Linked DNA regions of Homo sapiens: region 2 is linked to region 1. The links are chromatin loops, found by intact Hi-C in ENCODE. Cell type or tissue: Panc1. All regions are shown on one strand. Each heading gives the region's core, and the rest is flanking DNA. Links, peaks and the distances in the headings are about the cores only.

What was found. A loop is a pair of places that touch in the nucleus more often than their neighbours do. Peaks named below come from ENCODE experiments on the same cell type or tissue, not always from the same donor. Only the 100,000 strongest peaks of a DNase experiment are listed, where the experiment ranks them.
Region 2: a loop joins it to region 1, with 5 times the contacts of the local background. A loop is called at or near these places in 16 of 110 quality-filtered maps.

Annotation. Positions count from the first base shown.
Region 1 is chr11:129,111,737-129,123,940 of GRCh38, reverse strand. It overlaps ARHGAP32 (Rho GTPase activating protein 32), which reads left to right. Exons shown (of 23, transcript NM_001378024.1): 4 at 12-53; 5 at 411-495. Among named protein-coding and RNA genes, the nearest start is that of ARHGAP32, 74 kb to the left of the region's middle. In Panc1, for the core only: CTCF peaks have their summits at 5,935 and 6,155 (motif pointing left); a DNase peak (open chromatin) is centred at 6,140; H3K27ac peaks cover 6,632 bases.
Region 2 is chr11:129,273,018-129,285,221 of GRCh38, reverse strand. LOC399975 (a long non-coding RNA gene) reads left to right here and starts at 2,058. Exons shown (of 2, transcript NR_145484.1): 1 at 2,058-2,196. LOC124902791 (a long non-coding RNA gene) reads left to right here. Exons shown (of 2, transcript XR_007062950.1): 2 at 1-262. It also overlaps a transcript of ARHGAP32 not described here. RefSeq lists an enhancer at 1,690-2,191. In Panc1, for the core only: CTCF peaks have their summits at 4,102, 4,302 (motif pointing right), 5,571 and 5,773; a DNase peak (open chromatin) is centred at 4,626; H3K4me3 peaks cover 2,804 bases; H3K27ac peaks cover 3,585 bases.

The sequences.
Region 1 (12,204 bases), core at 2,779-10,778:
TCTGCGTTCAGGTCCACCACTCCAGGACTGATGGGCTGTGACAACATTCACAGGTAAAATCTGGTTTTCTACTTTGTGTTGGGAATGCTTCTGGTTAGAAGCTGGCTGTCCACAGTTTCCATAACATTTGCCGAAAATAGCAGTTTTTCTATGGACATTGATTCGGGTCAAAATTAGGAGATAACGGTGATGCTTTTTTTATTTTGGGTTTTGATCTGTACACTAAATGTAATACTCATCTGACTCAGTGTATTTTTAAGAGGATTTGTGCGGATATGTGTGGCTCATGCGCATGTGCTTACGAAATATTTTTGCTTGCATGAGCTCTTAAATCCACTGTATTTTTCCCTTAAACTTAGTAATTTTTACTGTTTCACTATCTCGTTTCTTATTTATTTCATGTGTTTCAGGTTACCCTTCACTAAAGGTCACTTTCCGAAGATGGCTGAATGTGCGCATTTCCATTATGAGAATGTTGAGTTCGGCAGCATACAGGTATACTGAAATATTTCTTACATCTTGAATTAAGATTTACACATTTACCTTTATATCTAGATGCTTATCTATATATCTGTATCTAATAGATGACACTTTGAAGTAGTTTTTTTTTTAATTGATGTCTTATTGGTTGAGGTAAAATCTTTCTTCTCTTCTATTGACAAATACTTGATGTCACGTTGACATATGAAAGTAACCATCACACTAACATGTATCAGTTAAGGAAAATCAGTCCTGTCCCCCTCCGTTTTCCTGTATCATGTCCATATGTCCATGGCTTTGTGTAGTGACTTTCTATTCTGAAATTATGTAAACTTGTCTTAATTAATTGTTGTGAGCTTTGATACTTGGTAGATTAAAGTGTTCTCACTTTATTCTTCTTTTTCAGAAATGTTTTTACTGTTACTGCCTTTTCATTCACATACAAATTATTGAATCTAACTTGACATCAACCTACATACTTTGCTCTTATATCATTGGCAGCTTAATGTCCTTTGTACATTATATATATATTAATGTGAAAAAACTATTAAAAACCTAAAAAATAGCTAGATTGTGGTTATTTAAAAAATTATATTTCCCCAGGGGAACAAAAGCCACCCTTTACATTGTCTTTCAAATTAGGCTAATAGAAAAAAAAGTCTTGATTTCTACACACAACATGTAGAGGTAGTCCACTTCCTGTCCTTGCCCTAACCACTGTCTCTCCAGAAGAAAACTCCTGAGACATGACTGATTTGTGTCACAGTGTGCTACTTTTTGTAATTTTATTTCATAAACAAGTGAGATGAATTTGATCTATAGGATTTATGAAAGTGAAGGACATTTCTATTTCAAATAAATTGACAGTTTAAAATAGCACTAGAGATTTATAATGCTGTGACATCAAACAAAGGATATTTTGTTCCATTAGTGTGTATATCCTTGAGATTGCAGTTAACATGATAAATTTCTTAGGTCAGGAAGAACTGATTAAGAAAACAGTAATGAGTACATTTTTCATTTTGTGACTGTTAAGCATTTGATATATCTGTTTGAGTGATTTAGTTTACTCAGCTTGCAATTTAGGTAAATTATTTTCTACTTAATTTATTTTGCTTTTTTTTTTAATCTTTACAAGGTTGAATGAACTCTTTTGGGGGCAGTAAACATTGTGAGGAGTTTTAGCAAATTGAAAAGAAATAGGAGGCTAGAGATCTAAAAACAGTCCAAAGAATATTTAAATGTTAACATTATATGAAAGGTTAGGAAATCTCTAAAGCATCTGATTTAAAATAAAAACAAAACTGTTAATGGTAAACATTGTATAATGAAATAGAAAAAGCACTGGCCTTAGTTCACAAACATAGATTCTAATTTTCTTTTTGCTTCTTAGGAAATTTATGACCTTGGGCAAGTAGCTTAGCCTCTTTGGTTTTATTTCCTTTATGAGGTGAATGAGGTTGTGCTAAATAGTATCATAGTTCTAAACTTTTATTATTTTATATTTAAAGAGTTTATAATGGCTGCATTGAAGATGTGGGTAGGGAATAGACAGTTGTTATTCAGCTGCGTTTGGCTCTCCTGAGATTTTGTTAAATGCTGGTTATTAGAGTCCAGTCCTCTTAATTGGAGGACTGTGTCTAATTTTTATGGGAGAACACATTTGGTAGACTTTTACCAATGAACAGACCTGTAATCTTCATTTTAGATTACACACCATGTTTCACTTTCCCCATTGCACTTACTTCAACCCTGTAGAATTCCATTACTCAGGCAGAAGAAGGAAAAAAAGATGTGATACTAACTCAGTTTGTGACCCTGCTTGTATGAGGTGTATGAGTGAGATGTTTCAGGATTGTATTGATTGACCAGGAGGCCTGGAGTATGGAAGATAGGGGTGGTTCAAAGGAAACCAGCCCAGCTGCACCTTGCCAGTCCACACCAGAATCTTCTTTCTGTGTTTATGGTCCTCTACTTGGCACAGCTCTCCTGCCCAGTTTTGTCCTGCCTCTGTTCTGTGTCTTTGGAGACTGGCCTCTACATATCACATCTACCAGTTTTGCTTGCCTTCTGCTTCTGGTTGAATTCAACCCATGTTAGATACCATCAGGAGGAAAACATTAGTTTCCATTAACTAAGTTGTGTAGCAAAAGAACTATAATAGCATCCTGGCTTGACTTACATGCTTATGTTTTTTATCTTGGGTTGCTGTTCTCTCTTTGGCTAGTATAAGGTTTTACATTTTGATGGACTGATTGAATGCCATTTAAAGAAAAAAAAAACAATCATATTAACCTCTAAACAATCCTATGTTCTATCTGCTACAGGCAGTTAAAATAAAGTTCCTATGTCTCAGTTCTTATTCTTTATCATTTTATAAACATCTTGCTTTTTACATAGGTAAAAATTAGCACATTTGATTCTAAACGTGTTTATGGGAAATGAATCCTTTATTTTCAATATAAGGTTGGAATATGTTCTGAAGAGAAAACAAGTAAGAAAACTTAGTAAAATGTGTCAATAATAGATCATCAGTTGTATGCTGGGCAGCTCTAGTATAAATCAGTAGGTTATTCATACTGTCAATTGGCCAACTTGGTTGTTGCTTTTTAATATGTACCAATTCTGGGACATTCTGCAGTGACATACCTTCTCTTTTTCACTCTGATCTTAGAAATTTCTCTTAGATTTACAGATTCATTGTCTTTATGTTTATAGCTCTTTCTTCTCTTCAGATCTTGAAAGTTTATAATTGCAGTTGGCCATCATATCCTAGTATGACAGAGATGTTAACGTCTTCTACATTTTAAAAATCCAGACAAAATAATCTTTAACTTTCTGGCTTTTAGTTCTGGAATGAAATAGTTATTTTTAATCCTATATGTTAGAAATTCCAATGATCAATTTTATTTAGTCTGAAAGACACAGTTGCTTAAAAAACAATTTAGACATGTCAGTACTTTTACTGGGTCAGTACTATCATTACCATATAATGATATGTAATGTACAAAGGACAATTTTATGATCTCTTCTTTGAATTCCAGCCTTGTATATCCAACTGACTTCCCTGCATCTTCACTTGGATGCCTAATAACACCTCAATCATTGCAGCGTGCCAAGAACAGTCTTTCAGACCTGCTCTTTCTGCTGACTTCCCATCTTGGTAAATAGCAACTCTATCCTTTCAGTTCCCGAGGCCAGCCAAGAACCGTGGAGCATCTTGGGCATCTTTCTTTCTGTCAGTCCTCACATCCAGTCCATCAGCAGATTTTTTGGCTCCATCTTTAAAATAAATCCAGGATCTAACCATGCCCACCTGCTTCTCTGCTATCACCTTACACTAAAGCATTGTCTTTTGGGGAGGATTATTTCAATAGCCTTCTATATTTGGCACAGCAGCAAGAATGATTCTTTTCAAATGTAAGTCCAATCATGTCACTTTTTAAAAACTCTCCAGTTAGTTTTCATCTTATTCAGAGTAAAAGCCAGATTTCTGAAACTTCTCTACAAGGATTTACAGAGTGTACCCTTACCTTTCCGACCTCATCTTTCTTCTCTTCCCCTCAGACAGGGTGATCCAGCCACAGTAGCCTCTTTGTTTTCTGCCAGTATGCTCACCCCCTTCTCAGGGCCTTGGTACTTTTTGTTTCCTTTACTTAAAATGCTCCTCTAGGACAGCCACACACCTTGCTACCTCCTCTTTTAAAAGTACTGGCTCCAGTGCTATCTTCCCAGACTGCACCTTCCTTACATAAGATTGCAACTATAGTCACCAGCATTCCTCATCTCCCTCTCTTTGTTTTATTTCCCTCCATACCACTTAACACCATTCGGCATGCTAAATATTTTATTATTTATTTTCTTCCCCTCAACATCTAGAACAGTGATTGACACATAAAAACTACTCAATAAATATTTGTTTAATGAATAATAGATGAATGAGATGAATGGATGAATGAGTTTATATTTGAAGAAGAGATACAATTGGTTTTTAAAATGCTGTTTTACTATTTTGTTTTTATTAATCATTTTAAATTTGTTCTTATATGATAAGAATATATATTCCTTATGAGTATTTATTATAAAACAAATTATGTAACCATCCTGTTTAAGTCTCAATTTGGTACATTCAGTTGTAATGTGTAGTATAGGAGAGATAATATGCTGAGGAGAAAGGTGCTGGTGTGGTGTAGAATGGGTATGACCAGCTGGTGCAGTTAGCCTTGGTCTTGCTTTCCTTATCTTCACACTGAAAAGGAAGTACGGTTCCTAGATACCCTAGAATACTAGGTGACAGCTAATGTTCCTTCAAGCTAAGAAATTGTAGATGAACTATGAGTTCTGATTGAGGTTGTGATAAGGTGGAGAGGAACAGAGATATAACAGCACGGGGGAGGATAGGTTGTACCATGCCATATTCTTATTTTAGTCTACTTCCATGGAGCTTGAATAAGCTATTAATATCTGTAAAAATTAGTACAGATAATTGCTCATGTAATAGAAGTAGCTTGTTGAAACATCTTTATATTCCTGAGACACATTATGCTGAGTTATATATATATTTAAAAACAAATTCCTTTTTTACACTCTACTAAGATTTTATAATTTCTGCATCTGTGTTTGTTGGTGAAGTTAACCTGTGTGCTATACTTGTCCCACTAGCCTAAGTCTGGGGAATTTCTGCTCCCCTATCCCATTCTCCACCCCTTTTAAATAAATGCACTGGAATAGTTTGTGTAAATGGGAATTACCTGTTCTTTGAAGGGTTAGTAGAATTTTCCTGTTAAAACCTTTTGAAACTGGTTCCCAACTGGGGACTTAATCTTTGCCATCTTTACTTACCATTTCAACTTATGATTTGATTATTGCTCATTAGGTTCTTTTGTATCTCCTTAGATCAATTTTTATCATTTATATTTTCTTAAAAATTGTTCATTTAATTTAGCTTTTTAAATTCATGGGTTATAAGTTGTACACAAGATATTATTAAATCTTGGTCTTATCAAGGAACCAGCTTATGGTTTTACTGATCAACCAAATTTTTTTTTCTGTATTTTTCATACCATTAATTTCTAAGCATAAACTTTCCTTTTGTTTCTTGAATTGAAAGTTTAGTTTTTCTTATATTTTTTTTTCCAGAAAAGAGTTGAGAATAATGCGTATTGCCTACTAGGATTTGCCTCTCAAAAACTAGCTTCGTCATAAACCAACTTTGTCAAATATTAATATTACACAACATATACTACTTAATCTCTGCTTTAGAGAAATAGAATGCAACAGGTATTGTTAATGATTCATTTGTTTTTAGGTATTACTTTTTAGTAAGTGCATTTAAGTTTGGATATTTTCCTGTGAATAGTAGTTTGGCCAAATTCTACAGGTTTTGATTCATAAATGTCTTATGTTTAGTTTAGAGAAATTTAAATTTCACAAAAAAATAATTACTAGAAGGGGCTTTTTGTTTTAAGTAAAGCCACATGTAGTTTAAAATTCTGCAAATTTATTGTTACTGCACTTATTTTCCCTGTTGTATTATTCTGCAGTCCAAAAACAAAGGTTAATTCACATTTCACAAAATATTTTTCAGTAAGAAGCGGGGGGAATCTCTTGTAACACGCAAAGAAATGATGAGTTTGAGGCAGCGCTGTTCCTGCTGTGCTTTGTGTTGTACCGCCATCTAGTGTGTAGGGGGGGAAAAGGATATGTTTGATTTGTATTTTCTTTATCATCTGGTTATCTGAAGTTATCACTTGATGTGTTTCTTTTTATCCAATTTCATACAAAACATTAAGTTAAATTAACCTGAATGGTAGAGTTCAGGTTTTTGTATAAATAAGGAATAGGAAAAGTATGAATTTAATATCTGTGTCTCGAGCTTTCTATATGCAAGCTGCCTGCAAGGGACTTGAAAATGCTGTCATGGCTTTCTATCATTACATGCATTTCTGCCTTGATGCTGGGAAGGCGGAAAGAAGTAGTAAAGTTTGACCTGAGTGTAGGAATATTGAGGGGTAATAATGCAAACAATTTTAAAAGCCTGAAGTTTCATTTAAAAAGTAGTAATCAGAATTACAATAAAAATACAAGCCAATATTTATTGAATGTTTTGTCTGAGCCAGGCATTATATCAAATACTGTTTCCACATTGTCTCAATTACGCTCCACAACAATTTCAGGTACAGAAATTTAGGTAAAAAGAGTTTAAGAACTTACTCAAGTTCTTAAACCGTTTTGTGGACTGTATTTGAATCAAGGCGGCCTGACACTAGAGCCATTCTGCATGTTCTTTTGTATTGCTAGAAAAGAATAGACTGACTCAACTAATACTTTAACAAAAAGGAGTAAATGATGGTTCTAGAGTATCTCGCATCTTTAATGTAGTTGAAGGTTAAAAAGTATGATACATAATACTGCAGTGTAACCTTAAGTAATTTCCATTGTGATCTTAAGTAAATTCTTAATGTCTCTGGTCGTCAGTTTCCTCATTTGTAAAATAGAAACAAATATATCTATTCTAACTATATCATAAAGTATTATGGGAATTAAATGACATAATAATTGTGCAGTACATTTTAAAGGGCTTTAGAGAAAGGCAGAAGTTCTAGGGAAGCACTTAGGTAAAGTCAAATAATCATCTTTAAAATGTGGGAAGTCATACTTGTCCTGATGACCCAAGGACAGTGTTGTCAGGATTGAGGCAGTGGATACTGACTTCACCTGAGTACTTCCTATCAGTTAAGCCTTCATCATTAATAAAAATAAATTAATGAAAAGGTTATCTCTCCCCATTTTGTTAAGACACTTGCAGTTTGAAAAATTAACTTGTACATATTTTCAGTTTAAAAAAATCTTATACAGAAGTACTGTTACTACATGTGTAATCATTTGAAATAAAACCCATGCTAATTTTATTCTCACCCTGGCCACAAAGTTTAGTTTTCCTCAAAAGAAATAAAAATCTTAGCCTTACTTTTCTGCATGTTCTGCAGTATACTCCCTCTTATACAAGGAAATCATTGTCCTTTCAGGAGAGAATTTGAAATGAAATGTTCAGATAGTGAGTCATCAGTTCCACTGTCATCTAAGTACTGGATTTTCACTGTATCTCGTTTGAGATTATTCAGTCCAAGAATTAGATGTGTAAAAGTGGTTGGACTGTGAAAAAATATATCTATAGTGGAGTCAGCCATAATTTACAGGCAGTTTACTTATAGTATTGTTGAGTCTGAAACTGTGAAGAGTCTGAGATGTTTTCCTACTAGTAAGCTAACAAGTTGGCTTCCCACAACTACAGACACACTACACACATTCTCACTCTCTCTTTCTCTGTCTCTCTGTAGCCTCCCTTTCCCCCAGCAGAAACATCAAGTCTCTGGACCAGAAATTAAGCCCTTGTTTACTTGAAAAGTAACTTATGTTGGTTCCCTAGGCCCTGGTTCTCCATAAAGTGATATGGTGACAACCAGAGATATCCTGTGTTTACAAGTGGGATTTGGTACCACAAGAGAACTCTGCACTTATGAAACTTGAAGCTTATACAGGATAGCTGGCATTCCTGCCCATTCTCCTTTCTCGAGATGGAGAGAGAGAGAGACCTTTGCTCTGAAATGTAAACAAAATCTCTGGGAAAAAGAAGCAAGGATCTGTATTTCACAAACACTCTGGAATGTAAACATGGCTTGGGGGAGAGAGAAAACTTTTATCTCTAGAGGGCTCCATCTTTAGGGTTACTGGGTTAAGTTCAGTCCCTTAGCCCAGGTGCCAGTGCTCTTTGCTTAGAAAGCCCTGACCATGCTGAAATGTGAAAATATGTATGAAGCAGTTTCCTGACAAGTATATGTTCTTGAGTGAGCATCAGTAAGATGAGGGCTGTGATTCTGCTGTCGTGTTATTTGGTCTCATTTTCCATGTATTCTTCATATGATGGGCATCACAGTGAACTGATGGTGATTCTAGTGTTTAAAGATGAGCACATCGGTTACTTTATCAGATACTCAGCTGAGAAAACAGTGCTCTATTCCCATTCTGGGAAGAAAAACTCTTAGGTCTGTTAAGATGCTTGTAGGTCTCTAGCTTTTTCCTGGTAAATCTGAAGGGTAATTTTGCCTTTTATTGATTTTCGCCTTATGTGCTGGAATTAGAACTTATTTCACTTATTAACCATGTAAGATGTAATTCTGCTGTAGAATTATTCTTCCTCTTGGCGTCCTGAACTCAGTAGTTTTAAAGTAGTATTTTCAGTGTCAAATATTAGGAGGTTGAAGGTAGGGTGGGTGGACCACATAATATTATACAACAGAAATCATTTTTTTGTGTCTCCACGTCTGCTACACAGGCTGTGAGGTGAAAGAAAACTTGTTTACAAACCCCATAGGTATGACACATGAAATTGCAGCCATTATAGAACTACAAAAGATGAATAAAAGAAAAGAACTCTTTCCGTGTTCCATTTGCAATCCGTTGATTAGGCTTTGGTGAATGGTTTCTTCTGTGGGTGGGTGGTATATTTTTACCCTGCTCTATGCTACTGATTTCCATTCTCCATATGGAGAAAGAACTTTTCTGAACATTTGAAGACTTGCTGAATAGAGTTGTATTTTTAAAGATCCTAACAACACTAATTGTAATTGGTTTCCATGGTGATAGAAAAGTGAACTCAATACAGGAAAAATAACTCCAAAGATAGATTTGGAAGAAATTTAGAAATGTGGGATTTGGAAATCCTGTTTGCCATTTCTAATAGATGAAGGACTGAAATATTATTAAATTGAGAAGTGAAAATTATTTAAATCACTGAGTTGCTGTCATAAATTTCTACAGGCAAATATAGTTCAGTCCTTCATAGTGTATAGTCTTTGTACATGTAGTTCAGGTACTGCATAAAATACATTAATATTCAGACATGTATAGGGTGTATTAAAACCCACAGTTCTCTTAGGATAGTTTTATTGAATATCTTGTATGTGCTAGCCACCTATGTGAGTACCACTGATGAAGCAGATAATCTTTCCTCAGAGAAAACAAGTAATATACCAATAAGTTTAAGAGAAAAACAATGTTATAAATGTTATAAAAGTGCTTGTAGGTATTCAGTGGTGAGAGAGATTATGTCCTGTGGCATTCAAAAGTCTTCATCTTTATTGAAGATTGAATAGAATTTGGATATGCAGAGATAGAAGTGAAGAACCCTCAGCCAAGGAAAAATAGTACAGACAAAGGTGCTTGTGTTTTCATTGTTCAGCTCCCTCTTATAAGTGAGACCATCAATTGCTTTCTTAGTAAGAACTGAGAAAGTATTGCAGGATTTTGAGAAGGGAGTACCATGATCAATGTGTGATGGAGATGGAGAGAGACCATTTGAAATACTGTTGTAATTATCCAGATGTAAGGGGGCCTAGAACCAGGGAATTAGCAGTGGGGAGTAGGAAAAAAGGGGATGACTGTAAGAGATAAGTGTTAGCAGACATGAGAGACTAAAGAATCAAAGGTGAAAAATGAGACCTTGAGCCTGGAAATGTAAAAAGAGAGCATGTGTGGAAAGGAGGAGAAGTAGCAGAATCTAGGGCGATTAGGTTGGTCAGCTGGGTGAATAGTAGTACAGTTTGTTTTGTGAATTCAGGAGGAGGAGGAGAATATGTGAGGAAAGATGACGAATTCAGTTTTGAAACTAAGCACCATATTTCAGGGAGAAGACAATGTTTGTTTATTCATTAAATACATAGCGATCCCTACTTAAATCTCAGGTACAGCTGACCCTTGAACAACATGGGTTTGAACTGTATGGGTCCACTCATATGTGAATTTTAAAAAATAAATATATTGGAAATTTTTTTAGAGTTTTGCAGCAATTTGAAAAAACTTGCAGATGAACCATGCAGCCTAGAAATCTGGAAAAAAACTAAGAAAAAGGTATGTCATGAATGCAAAATATATATATAAATACTAGTCTATTTTATAGCTTACTACCATAAAATACACAAATATATTATAAAAAGTTAAAATTTATCAAGACTTACATAAACACAGACTGAACATGGTGCGATTCCTAATCAAGAGGAATGTAAACAAACATAAAGGTGCAGTATTAAATTATAACTGCATACAGTTTAATGTAGTACATACTGTACTACTGTAATAATTTTGTAGCCACCTCCTGTTGCTATTGTGAATTCAAGTGTTACAAGGATCCACTTAAAACACTGTGTGATACTTAATCATCTCTGTATGTGCATTGTGTATTGCAGTAAAAAGTGATCTCTTATGGTTCTTCCATACTTTTCATTGTATTTGGTGCAATACCATAAACCTTGAATAACACCACGAGACTCATACAAAATGCTACTAGTGATGCTGGAAATGCTCCCAAGAAGCAGAGAAAAGTCATGACATTGTAATAAGAGGTAAATTGCTTGATATGAACTATAAATGAGGTCTACAGCCACATTTGTCTGCCATTTCAATCTGTTGTAAGGACTATTATTTTTTAAAAAAGAAAATTAATGAAGCTGTTATTGCAGCTATAGCAGTAGGTGTGAACATCTTGCACTTTTTGTGAAATACCTTTTTATCTCATATTGAAAATGCAGCTTTTATGTCGGTGCAGGATTGCTATAAGAAGGGCATACTTATAGACTATAATATGATTTGAGAAAAGCAGTCATTTGCTTTTGATTGGTATTTTGATTTATATTTTGACAATGTAAAGTAAAAGGAAGGTGAAGAGTCTAAAGCTGGAGAATTTAATGCCAGCAAAGGATGGTTTGGTAATTTTAGAAAGAGGTTGGCTTTAAAAATGTCAGGGTAACAGGAGAACCTGCTTCTGTCACCCAAGAGGCAGCAGATGAGTTCCCAGATAACTTTAAGAAAATCACTGAGAAGAAAGGATATCTGCATGGAAAGTTTTTAATGTACCATGAAGCAGCCAAATATTTGAATTTTTGGTGTCCCAGAAAGTGAAGAGAAAGTGAAAGGGATAGAAAACTAATTTAAAAAAAAAACAAACTAACTAAAACTTTCTAGTTTTAGCAGGAGATTTAGATATGCAGATACAGGAAGCTCAGAAATTCCCAAATAGATACAATTCAAAAAGGCCAAGGCACATCATAGTAAAACTGACAAAAGTGAAAGACAAGAATTCTGAAAACAGGCAGAGAAAAGCATCTAGTCACTTATAAAGGAACCTCCATCAGTTCCTCAGACTAATGGTGAAATTTTTTTTTTTTTTGAGTCTTGCTCTGTCACTCAGGCTGGAGTACAGTGGTGCAATCTTGGCTCACTGCAACCTCTGCCTCCTGGGTTCAAACAATTCTCCTGTCTCAGCCTCCCGAGTAGCTGGGACTACAGGTGCAAGCCACCATGTCTGGCTAAATTTTGTATTTTTAGTAGAGACGGGGTTTCACCTTATTGATCAGGCTGGTCTCGAACTCCTGACCTCAGGTGGGAGGCCGAGGCAGGCAGATCACTTCAGGCCAGGAGTTTTGAGACCAGTCTAGCCAACCTGGTGAAACCCCATCTCTACTAAAAATACAAACATTAGCCAGGCATAACGGTATGTGCCATAGTCCCTGCTACTTGGGAGGCTGAGATAGGAGAATCGCTTGAACCCAGGAAGTGGAAGTTGGTGGTGAGCTGAGATCACATGCTGCTGCACTCCAGCATGGGCTACAGAGTGAGACTCTGTCTCAAAAAAAGAAAGGGGGAAAAAATAAAAGAAAAATAGACATT
Region 2 (12,204 bases), core at 1,423-9,422, 160 kb before region 1:
CCTCCGCCAACAAGTATTTTGAATATAGCAGAAAAACACAGATGTTTTAGACCTTCTGAGATGCATTAAGTTCTGGAAACTGGAAGCCATAAAAGACAAAATCGTGGGAGGGGAATTGCTGGGAGCACCCTGGGAAAGCAGCCACCCTGGAGTTGAGTGACCTCTCTTTGATCTCTAGCTTTCCCAAGTCACTTTCCCATGCATTTCCTCAACACTGGTTTCAGTTCTTTAGATCTAATAAAAGCCTTTGGGGTTGGGAGCATCACTGAGTAGAGTGCTGATTCAGGCCAAGCTTGGAGGGAGGAGTGGAGCATTCAATGTGTTTACAGTAAAGTGTGTGTGTGTGTGTGTGTGTGTGTGTGTGTGTGCGCGCTTATGAGTAATAGCAACTTCTCACCACTGTCACAGCCACCAATGGGAGATTTAGCTTCCTCCAAGTCACCTCAATTAAACATACGCTCTAAATAAAGCAGCATGCTTGCTGGAGACAGAGCTTCAAAAAGTCCCCTAGATCTCTTTCTCCTTCCAAACATTTTGCTGCCCTGAAGCATGTCATATATAGAAATGTTATAGTTGCCTCTTTGTTCATTCATTCTTTCAAGGATCTCCACATTATATTGTTTGATAAGAAGTGGAATTAATACTTTACACAAATGCTTGCATTTCCGTGCTATTCCTTTCACTTCCTGATCATAGTGCACTCTGACTATAAAATGGATTACGTGTTGTTCCTCCTAATGCTTCAGTATATAGAGCCTCCCATGGTAGGTGATATACTTGGGTGACTCTACAGGTTGCTTCGCGACTTCCAAAAGTTTTTTCTGATAATTTTGGAAGTGCTGCATGATTTAGAAATGCTGATTCACTTCAGTCTTTAGACACATTGAAAAAATATATTATTTCTTCCTCATTTTCAAAATATTACACAAAGAAGTTTGGAAAGTAATAATAATCACTGTTCACTTGCAAAATTCCTTTCTTCTAAAACATTTTTATAATAATTAAGTCATTCTATCTTTATGATACCCAACTAAAGAGGACAGCGGGCAAGCCCATTTTACAGATGGGAAAACAGATGTTAATTGCCTTGTCCAAGACTACATAGTGAGATAAGATAAAAAATGAAAGGGAAACTTGTCCTCCTAAAATTTATGTTCTTTCTCACCATGGTGATTATTTCAGTTTGGATTGAGAAGCCAATTCATATAATTTGGCTTTTTCTGTGCCTTTAATTTCTACATATTAAAACCTAATTGCAAGGTTAGACTGTGATTTTGTCCTACGGGCACTAAATTCCTCATGTAATATGTACCTTTCTCTGCTGAATCTTGATATTTTCTTAGATTTTCAGTATAGTTTGTCTTGATTTGACTTGCAGTGCACTGCAAATGATATAATTTTATTGTGGAATATATGAGGCTGGAGGGCTGGGGAGAGGTCAGAGCTGAAAGTACAGGAAATTTAAATTACATAATGTTACACTTTGCAATTGTTTCCACTTGTACTAAGTATAAAGATAGATCCATGGCAATACACAACAGCAGGTAAGAAGTGTGTATAAAGACTTTGCACCCTGATAGTACCATTTATGTATTCATTTGGCATAAACATACCCATTTGTGAATAAACAAAGTCCAGGCCCTCATGGTGCTTACATTTTAGGAACAGAGTCCAATAATAAATATTGATTACACAACATAATCATGTAGTGATAAGTGCTATGAGAAAAAAAAGAAGCAGAGTAAGGGGACAGAGAAGGCAGAACTATTTTATATAGTAGTAGGAAGGTTAATTTAAAAGCCAGGAAGGTGGAGTCTTCCTGGCAGGTCTGAGAAACCTCAGGAGGGAGGTGGGTGTGGCTGAGGCAGAGTGAATGGCAAAAGGTAAAAAACTGAACTGGTGAGTCAGGGCTGAAAGGACTTGAAAGGCTGGGAAAGGACTTTGGATTTTATTGCAGTGTGATTAGAAGCACAGGGCCCTGGAGTGTTTTGGGCAAGAACAAGGACATTATCTTACCAATGCTTTACAATAAATTCTCTGGTGGCTGTGTAGAGGCTAGACCGTGGAGGGGAAAAAGTGGAAGCAGGGTGATGGTTCGTCTGTCCCAGTCACCCAGGAGAAAGATCACGGGGAGGGCAGACATGGGTGTTCGTGGTTAAGAGAGAAGGATGCGATTGGCTTCCGTACCATTTGAAGGTAGGCTAAAATGAACGTGGTGATTGAAAGGAAGAGATATTTTTTGTCCTGTGATGAGGCAGACTTGGAGGAATCAGTTTTGGGTTTTGTTTACAATATGGAAATCAAAAGTTCTGTTTGAGACACATTAAGTGGGAGATATTCAAATGGAGATGCCTGGAGGCAGCAGGATATAAGAGGGTGGAGTGCTGGGGAGGGGCCAGGGTTAAAAGTAGAGGCTACTTAAAGCCTTGCTGGAGGATGCTGCCTAGGGTGGCAGTGTAGAAAGAGAACAGGAGGGGCCCACGGTCAGAGCCCTGGGGCAGGCAGCAGATAGAATCACAGAGGAGGCCAAGGACCCCATTCAAAAGTGGACATGTCAATAGGTGGAGTTGGTGTTAAGGTTTAAAGACTGAAAAAAAAAATTTCATAGGAGAATAACACAAAGTTCTGAATTACTATGATAGAGGTTCATGATGAAAATGTGATAGGGAAAGGAGAGAAGATGGAAAGTTTATCATTTCAATGAATGCATCAGGGATTAATAACATCTCAGTGAACAGCAGTACTGGTGTTCCTTAAAATGTTGCCCATGGTAGTGGGCATGGATTCCATGTTTACAGGGGCTGTTTCACGAGCGTCAATATTAGCAAGGAGTATGCTACAGACAGACAACACATCTTTTTTTGACATCTCTTTTTAATAGGGACACAATATGCAGCTGGCGCTTTGGCCAGGAAAGAATAAATAAGCAAGACAATGTCAATTGTCGCTTTGGGAAAATTCTGTGTTAAAATTCTCTATGAAACCTGGCCTACTTTCAGCAACTTTTCTCAATACAGCTGTTGAGCATTCTCAATTTGGGGATGCAAATAAGCTTCTTCTCTCTCCCTTGCTCAATTCCCAGGCCATCTTTCAAACTCAAGGTTAGGTACGTATTGCAGTCCTCTGTGTGGCTGCCCTCGTCACTGGCCCTACTTGTCTGCACCGTGACGCTGCTTCAGCGTCTAGAGGGGACTGCAATGCAACAGATCTGAGATGCCAGGAGTGAACCCAGATGCTACCTCCTGGCAGACAGCAGTGCCAAGACTGAGAAAGGAGGCCAGCCTGAGGTCTCCAATAGCTTCGGCAAGAGGGGGAATTTGTTTTTTCCCCTCCCCTCCTACCCCTCACCTTGTACATATTGAATCAAACCATACATAAGCTACACATTCAGTTATTTAACATTGGACAGACTTTTTCTTGTATAAGGAATGTTGCAATTTTTTGTGATTTATGTATTTAATCATTAAGGGTGTTATTAGGACAGAGGTAATTGATTACAAACATCTGAAACGCCAAGGGCAGATGGCTGCAGAGTTACCCAGCAATCACAACTTCCAGTTCATATGCAGGTTTGGCAATAATAACTAGGACACAGGACATTTGGACAGTGTGGCCCAAGGAGAGGGAGTGCTGGCTCAGAATGAGGTTAAGGAGCATCACCAGCACCCTTGAACTTGCTCAAACACCTCTAATCTTTGGAAAACACACATGGCATCCCTTTGTTCTCTTCTATAAACTAGATATACTACATATAAGGAGAGAAAGTTACCAAAATGTTTAGAGGCTCTAAAGTAAAATATCTGTGTCATCCAATGTATGCATAATCCTAGCTCTTTTATATATTATGTACCTCCACCACTTAACCATAAACCATTTAACATCCATTCAGCTGCTGTGGCTGACTTTCAGGGTGCGGTGGTGAAACTGTGGGATGTGAAGGATTTCTGAAAAGAATGCATATTGTCATCGAGTAGCCAAGAGACTGGGGCCTTGGGCAAAACTTGCTTCTCATAGTGACTTGGTTTTCTGTCCCACACGACTTCCTCTTGCTATCACAGGATGTTTGTGTTTAATGCTCAACAAACCCCTAGAACAACAAAAGCTACCTAATCCATACCTGTCCCTCTCTGGCAGAGATGGCTCTCTGTGGCCCAAAGATGAACCCCAGGGAATTGCTGCAGTTTGGTGAAAGAAGAGTTTTAAACTATGGCCTTATTATGCTGAAGTCGAAGGTCTCTAGTTTTTGTTCTTTACCTTGCTGTTTCTGTAGCACTTAGGAGGTATCCATGAAGACCCTTATGAATCTCAGGTGCACCTGACTATTTCCAGCAGAGGGCTGCCATGCATTTATTTCAAGTTGGCTTCTTTCAAATTTTCCCATCCTAGTTTGTGCTTCTAGGCAAATCTTCTCATTCCATCCCTTCCCTAGTACTTGTTCTTTAAAGCAACTTTGATTACACTGAAGCTGGAAGAGTGGGATTATTGTGCATGTTCACTCTCTAATTTCTCTCCAGGATGTGGTGAAATCCTGCTTCACGTATGCCCTTGACATTCTGCTAATCGCGGTCAAGGCCACGTTTTATATTCAGTGACTCCCACTGAAATGACTAAATGCTGAGTGGACCCAAATTACTGCAGTGACATTAGATGATGCAGTATTTGGCATCGGTAGACTTGAGAATAAGAGTGAATTCTGTAGGTTAATCACCCCCAACATTTATTTAGATACCAAACTGAGTCAGAAGTGAAAGGTACACGCTTGAAAGAAAAAAATGAAAATAGAACGCGGTAGAATGTCAAGATATCTTTCCTGTATTCTGTGACACAGATGGTCGTTGCAGGTGGAAGTGCTGCACCGCCTTTGGGGGCTGAACAAAAGGAACAGGGGAAGCACCAAGGGCAGTGCCATCCACAGGCAGGGGGTTCCCAGGGAGCTCCTTCCCTTGTCTCCAAAACCTCTTTTCAGTCTAGCCACGCACCTTCAGTTTGGCCACTCTTTCACCCTTTCTTGTCCTTTCTCTCCCCTGCCATGCCACTTTCAATTTTCTGGTCCATAACTCTGAATGAAGAAGCCAACTGAAGGAACTTTTAGGCCCCCGGATTCCAAATAATAACCGGGGCGCGTCCATTCTAGACCCAAATGTGCAAGGGATGGAGAGGCGAGGATCTTCCTGACTTGAGGCAAAGCCCCCTCTCCTCCGCGGCGCGGTGACAGTGTTCTGGGGGTCAGCTGGGAGTAGAGAGGAGCCACTGCCGTAGTCTCGGAGGATGCCTCTTCCCGGTGCTACTGCTGCTGCTGCGGCGGCGGCCGGTTTTTTATTTTTGCACCGCAGCACAATGCCGGGGCCGAGGCAACAGCCTACGTCGGGACCTCTCAGGCAGCGTCTCTACCCACTTCGCGTTCCCTGTCCCCCAGTCCCCTAGGGGCACCCGCCGAACGCCCCTCGGCGCCCCACCGCAGCGCACGTGCGCTCCCGGGACAACAGCAGGCGAGGCTTCGGCGCGCCCCCGCCCCCTCGGCCGCGCGCGCGCTCCGCCCGCCGCCCGCCCTCCTCGCGCGTGCTCGTGCCCGCGGCCGCGGCGGCGCGCCTCTTCTCCCCGCTGCGGGCGTCGCGGGTGCAGGAGGAGGCGGAGCGGAGGAGGCGGAGGCTGGGCGGGCGGCGGGCTCCGGCGGGGGCACGCGCCGGCCAGCTGGGCGGGGGCGCTGCGGGGGCGGCCCGAAGGCGTCAGGGTGAGAGGCTCTGGAGCCCGAGGACCCGCGTCCCCGGGGGCCGACTCCGCCGCGGGAGGGCGAGCGCGGTGCGTGCCGGAGGTGGGGACTTGGAGGCCGCGGCCCGGCGCCCCCGCCCCCGAGCCTGACGGGGCGCGAGGCGGGATGAGGCGCTGGCGCGGGGGACGCCCGGCCGAGCCCCCGCGGCTGCCCTCGGCGGCCAGGCGCTAGGCTCGGCGGCGCGGGCGGCGCTCGGCGGCGGCGGCGGCGGGCGGAGGGCGTCGGGCCCGGCCCGCGGAGGGCAGACACGGAGCGGCCAGCGGGGCGCAGGGACGCCGCGGCGGCGCGGCGGGGCCGCGGGGCTCGGTAAGGCGGGCGCGCGGGAGGGCCGGGGGCGCCGGTGACGTGGGCAGGCCCCGCGGGGAAGGCTGCGGGGGGCCTCTCTTTCCTTCTTAAAATATTCTTTTTAGAGTGAGGGTTCCGGATCGCATGCTCCCGGAGGAGCCTCTCGGTTGTCCCCCCGCCCCCGGCCCCATCTCCCCGGCCTCCCGGGGCGGACGGCGCTGCGGGCCCACCGCCTCCCGCGCCCGCGCCCCGCGCTCCCCGCGGCCTCCGCGAGCCGGGCGTTCGGACGGCGTTCTGGCCTGCCGCAGCGCTCTCCGCCCCGGGCCCAAGGCGGGCGGCAGCCGCGACTCCTGGGAGCGGCCGAGTGGGGGCTCCAGGGACACCGGCGCTCCCGGAGGAGCCGCGGGAGCGTTTCCCTCCGCTGCCCGCGGGCGACATCGCGGGTCCCGCCCCCAGGTGTGCGTGGGCCCCGCGGGGCCAGAGGTCTCTGCTCCCTTAGGCTCCCGTGGAGTTCCCCCCTCGTCTTTCCGATTGACTGAAGTTGCCGCTGCATGTTGGACGACGGTGGTGCATTAGTGCCTTTTTTCCCCCTCGCTTCCTCGCCACCCCTGTACCTTGGTTTCCCGTTTTTTGACTTTATCAAATATTTATGTTAAAGATTTTCTTAAGCAGTACACAAGAAACGGTAGGGAGAGAAAATCAGACTTGGTTTCTTAGCTTTAGTCTACCTTGGACCTTTTGTAGCTTCACCTTCTGTTTGTGAAACTTGAAGATGGAAGGAAGGAGGAGACCCAAGCAGAATGCTTGGGATGCAGTTTAATAGTCATCTTTTAGGAAATAGAATTTGGATAATTATAATTTTGATCTGAATGCAGAGTTACAATCTGTCTTTAAAATGCTTGGGGCACTGCGTGATGCTACATGGCTAGCTGGCAGCTGGGCCATAGCATTGTTGTCAGCATCTCTTTTATTTTCTATTCTTTCAGAGTTTTATTTGGCACAGATTTAGACCTTTTAAGTCAGTCTGAATGGGGATAACTTTTCTGATACATTGGTTGCTTTTGTAAACATTGTCTATGTTTGTATTTCTATTGGAAGAAGAAAAAGCAAATGGTGCTGGAGTGCGGTGGCTCTTAAGAGTCTCCACAGTTTGCTAGTTTGAATCAGTGACTGGATTTGTTGTAATATTTTTGAGTATTTATGGTTGTGACTCAATATATCCTTCCTTATTGGATACATTGAAGTCTAACTGAGAATCGATATTTGTTCCTTGGACTTGAGTGTGAAGGAAAGAGAAGCTTTAATTACTACTACAACATGACCTCAAAGTTTTTCAAGTACTCAATGTTGTGTTTTCTTTTTAATGGGGCTGTTTGTGAAGATGAGGCATTAGGATGTTGTGATTTCCATTTTCAGGAATGTCTGGAGTCTGAGTCATTCTTGGAATTGGATATATGGTGATGCTTCATAGAGCAGGTGTCTCTATGGAAATGTCAGGTTGGAATTGTGTTTAAGCCAGTTATCTTCGTACCGTGGTCCCTATAGCAGTCCGTGTATAAAGCAGCACTTTGGACAGAGACTTGTCTGGACACAGCTAAGGTGGAAGCCCAGTTTACTGTATGATCGTTCACATTGAGGTGGGTGACAGGGTGAAGTAGTGGGGGAGAAAAACATAAGTGGGACAGAGAGGAAATGTTAGTTGGAAGAACCTTCTCCAGTTATGTAACTGTTTTGTTTTCTAGGGAGAGACTAAGAACCAGCAAGACAGGCTCAACTGTCTTCTTTAGAGCCTTTGATGTTGGTTTGAATTCCAGTAGTTATGTTCCTTCTGTGTTCATTTCCTAACCTCCGTATCATTTTCCAGTCACCAAAAGCTTTTCTGAAGTTGGCCTGCGACACTAATGGCAATACATTCATCTCTACTTTCTCTCTCTCTCGGTGCTATATAAACGATGTTTTTATTGTTGCTTGTTCTCTCTTGACTTATTCAAGTGTTTTCCTTCCCAAGCTGACCTGAGTATATTATCTGCACACTGTATGTTGATCGTAGACGCATGTAATAAATGTTAAGGACTAGGCATCTGTTTTCTTCATAAGGCTGTGGTAGCAGAAGAATGAAACAAAAAGGAACTTAACATAGTTGAACTTTTAAAGAGTAAGACTAATATTCTTGAGAATTTTTCGGATTTAACCCATGATTGTGAAGTCCAATGTCCATGGAAGTAGTCAGGAGGCAGCAAGGACTTGAAGTTAGGTTGTGGTTGCAGTTCTGCCCCATAGTAGCTGTGTGACAGCGTACCTTCCTTGGACAAGTTATTTACATTTCTGAGCTTGTTTGCATTTTATAAAATAGGGATCAGAAGGCTTGCATTGTTTTTCTTACAGAGCTGTGAAGGATCAGATGATAGAAAGGATATGAAAATGCTCTGCAGAACTGTTTTTAAATATGTAAAGTATTGTCATTACGTATAAACTTAGTTACTAACCTATGTTACCTGGTAAATTGGCCTAGCAAACTCTTTTAAATGTTGTAACAGAAATTTAAAAAACATGCATATAAAGGCTGGGCAGGGTGGCTTACACCTCTAATCAAATGCTTTGGCAGGCAGAGGTGGGAGGATCCCTTGAGGCCAGGAGTTTGAGACCAGTCTGGGCAGCATAGAGAGGCCCAGTCTTTACAGAAAATCAAATAAAAACCATTAGCTGAGTGTAGTGGCACACACCTGTAGTCCTGGCTACTCGGGAGGTTGAGATGGAAGGATCACTTGAGCCCAGGAATTAGGGGTTACAGTGAGCTATCATTGTGCCACTGCCCTTGAGCCTGGTCAACAGAGTGAGATCCTGTCTCAAAACAACAACAACAACAACAAAAACAGATAAGGAATGAGAACGTGTTAGATTTCTTCTAGTTCCAAAATTCTGTGCTCTGTCTTATTTAGAAAATCCACCGGTAGTACTTGCAATTTTGAACTCTCTGGAATTTTCAATTACTTGGAGACAGATCAAATTTATTGAGACTGTGAGCTACTGCTGCTGCTGCTTTTTAAAATTTAATAGAGTCAGGGTCATGCTATGTTGCACAGGCTGGCCTCCAAATTCTGGGCTGAAGCGATCTTCCTGCGTTGCCCTCCTGAGCAGCTGGGACTACTGGCCTGTGCCAAGGCTGGACAAGACTTTGAACTTCTTTAAAGTATCAGTTCACAATACCAAAGGAGGTTACAAGTTAATGATTTGTAAGAACTGTTTAGTAAAAAATATTTTAAATTTGTCTGCATTATTTAGGGAAGGGATGGGCAAACTGTAGCCTGCAGGCCATATCTGGCCCATGGCTAAGAATGATTTTTATATTTTTAAATGGTTGAAAACAATCCAAAGAAGGATAAAATTTCATGTCATGAGAATGATATAAAACGCAAATGTCAGTGTCCTTCAGTAAAGTTTTGTAGGAACACAGTCGTTCATTCTTGGGTCTGTGGCTACTTTGGCAGTGCAGCAGCAGAGTGGAGTACTTTCATAGCTCGGCCTGCAGAGCCTCAAGTATTTATTATCTGGTTCTTTAAAAGAAAAGTTTTCCAACCCCCGATTTAGGACTTAACTTTTTTTTTTACTTTAATTAGCATATGTGCTATTTCCTATCATAGCCATTATAAGGTTAAGAATCCTGGAAAGGTACTAATTTTTGTTTTGGAGCCAGATAGACTTGAGTTCACATACCAGCTATGATATTTATAAACATTGATCCTGGACAAACTAATTAATGTCGTGGGACCTCAGAGATTTCCTTTGTGACCAGGGAATATCAGTAGTATCTACCTTGGAAGGTTGTAGTGAGGATTAAATGAAATGGTACATATTAAGGCTTAACACAATCTCTGACATACAGTAAGCACTCAGTAAGTGATAGATGATGATGATTAGAAACTCTAACCTGAAAGTATGCCTAAAATATTTTATATTACCATCACCTCCAGATTATAGAGTTATTTTCCTGAGTGTTATGCTGTTTGCTATAGAATTTTCTCCTTTGCTGAAACTTAGTTAACAGCTGATAAGCGGAATAACTTGAGAAATTTCCTGTATGCTGTAGTGTATTTTTATTAATCACTTGCTGACTTCAGATCATTAAGAATGGGTGGAAAGATACTTCTGTTTTTTATAGATCCTGATTCTTGATAATTTCCCGATAATGTTCTTAAGTTTATAAATTGGATTTAAATACCACTTCTATTTTGGTACTGGTACTGGCTTTTTTTTTTTTTTAGAAAGATGAATGAGAAAAGTCGGTTTTGATTAGGCCAGGGTTGGATAATTTTCCCCATATGTATATGTACTCTAAAGTCTTCCTTATGATTTGCATTAACATCTTTATGGCATGCTTCTCAGAGTTGAAATAATAAAAGCTAATTTTTTTTTTCTAAATAGATCTAGTTTACTATCCAGAGACTTTTATATTACACTGCTTTTTGAAGTATTTGATTTAAATTATCTTACAGTTGAGAAATTTGGTGTGCCTCTCAACTTCAAATGCTGGTTTATTAACATTAATCTCAAACTAAGAGTGAGCAAATAAAAAAGGCCATTGTTCTGAGTTAAACAAAATAGAATTGGGGTCATTGTGGCTCTTGCAGTTCTACAAACTGTACAGTTTCTTGGCCTTAGCTGATGCTTCAGTGAAGTGAGATGATCCAGAGGAGACAGGGGAGGGCACTGATGTTCCCACGCTGTCCTCGGTGGAACAGTGAGATGGAGGCAGAAGGGCTCTTCCACAAAACCAGGGAACAGCACCTGGAAAGGTGTTCTGATTATAGCACCTCAAAAAAAGTAGACCTAAAGAAGATGAGATGCGACAGAGTTTTCTCTTGAGGTTAAAAAACAAACCAAACCAGACGTTTCCTATCTGGAGAGATGAAGCTTGAGCAGGAATATTCCCCAAGGTAGTAAAGTGTAAGGATTTTATAAAGTAGATATTTTCAGTTTTACTGGACAAGGGAGGGCTAGTCTTGTATTTAAAGGAGATTGTTGTAGGACAAGTAAGAGGAAGTGAGAAATGGGTGTTTGGTTTAATTTCTCATGAGAAAAACATGAATCTGAATGTTCAGAATAGAAGTAAAATTCTGGCTTTCAAAACACAGTTGTTTTTTTTTTTTTGCTTCCGGCTATGTATCTATTTACTATTTTATTTTATATCCTGGATTATAATATACATAATATTGGAGGCTGTGGAGATGGAAAGCATTGAGAGGAAAAGCATGTGTGAACCATTCATTATGGAAATGTTATGTCCAATTTGTCTCTGTTTGAAAAGATAAGCATCATACTCTAGGAGAGAATCTTCTAGAAAATTCTATCAGTTTGCCCTAAAAATAGTAAAATCCTTATTTGGATTTCAGCCTTGTGATGTGAAGCAAGCCATTTGACTCCACTGCTTTTATTCCCTGTGTGTAGCATGGAAACAGTAATTCCTGTTCCTCCTTTCATTGGAGAAATATAGGTGGTTGAAGGACTCTTAAGATGAGTAGCATCTTCAGTAGCTGTGCAGAATATATCATGTGAAGTTCAGTAATTACCCAGGATATCAAACACAGACCAAAAAAGTGAAGCAACTTTTAACAGGAAAATGAGTTTTGAACCTGGAGTCAAGAGGACCTGGATGTTTGTCTTGGCTCTGTTGTAAACAGCTTGTGACTTTGGACAAGTAATTTCTGTCTCCAAAGGTCCAGTTTCCATTGACCTACCTAAGGAGAATCTGACAGACCTTCCTTCTTGTTTTATATTCAGTGGCCCTCCAGATTAAGTAGGAATAGCAATCCTGACACAGTAGGATAAGGGAAACCACATCTCTTTGTATCTGTGAACTGACAAGTATCCACTGAGTACATCTGTGTGTCTCCTGCCATGCTTCAAGCAGTGGAAGATAGATAGGTAAGAAGGTGTCATTGAGTCTTTGCCCTCAGGAGGTGTTCATTTCATGGGGAGACAAACTATTTTATGAAAAGGAATATTATAAGTAAGCAAGGAGATAGTGGAATGATCTGGCAGTTTGAGGACTTGTGATGTACTATTGGAGAGGATACTTTGTAGCCTTGTGACCTTGAACATGTAAAATGGGCTTTGTAGACTCCCTCCAACTCTGAAATTTGGTCATTCTG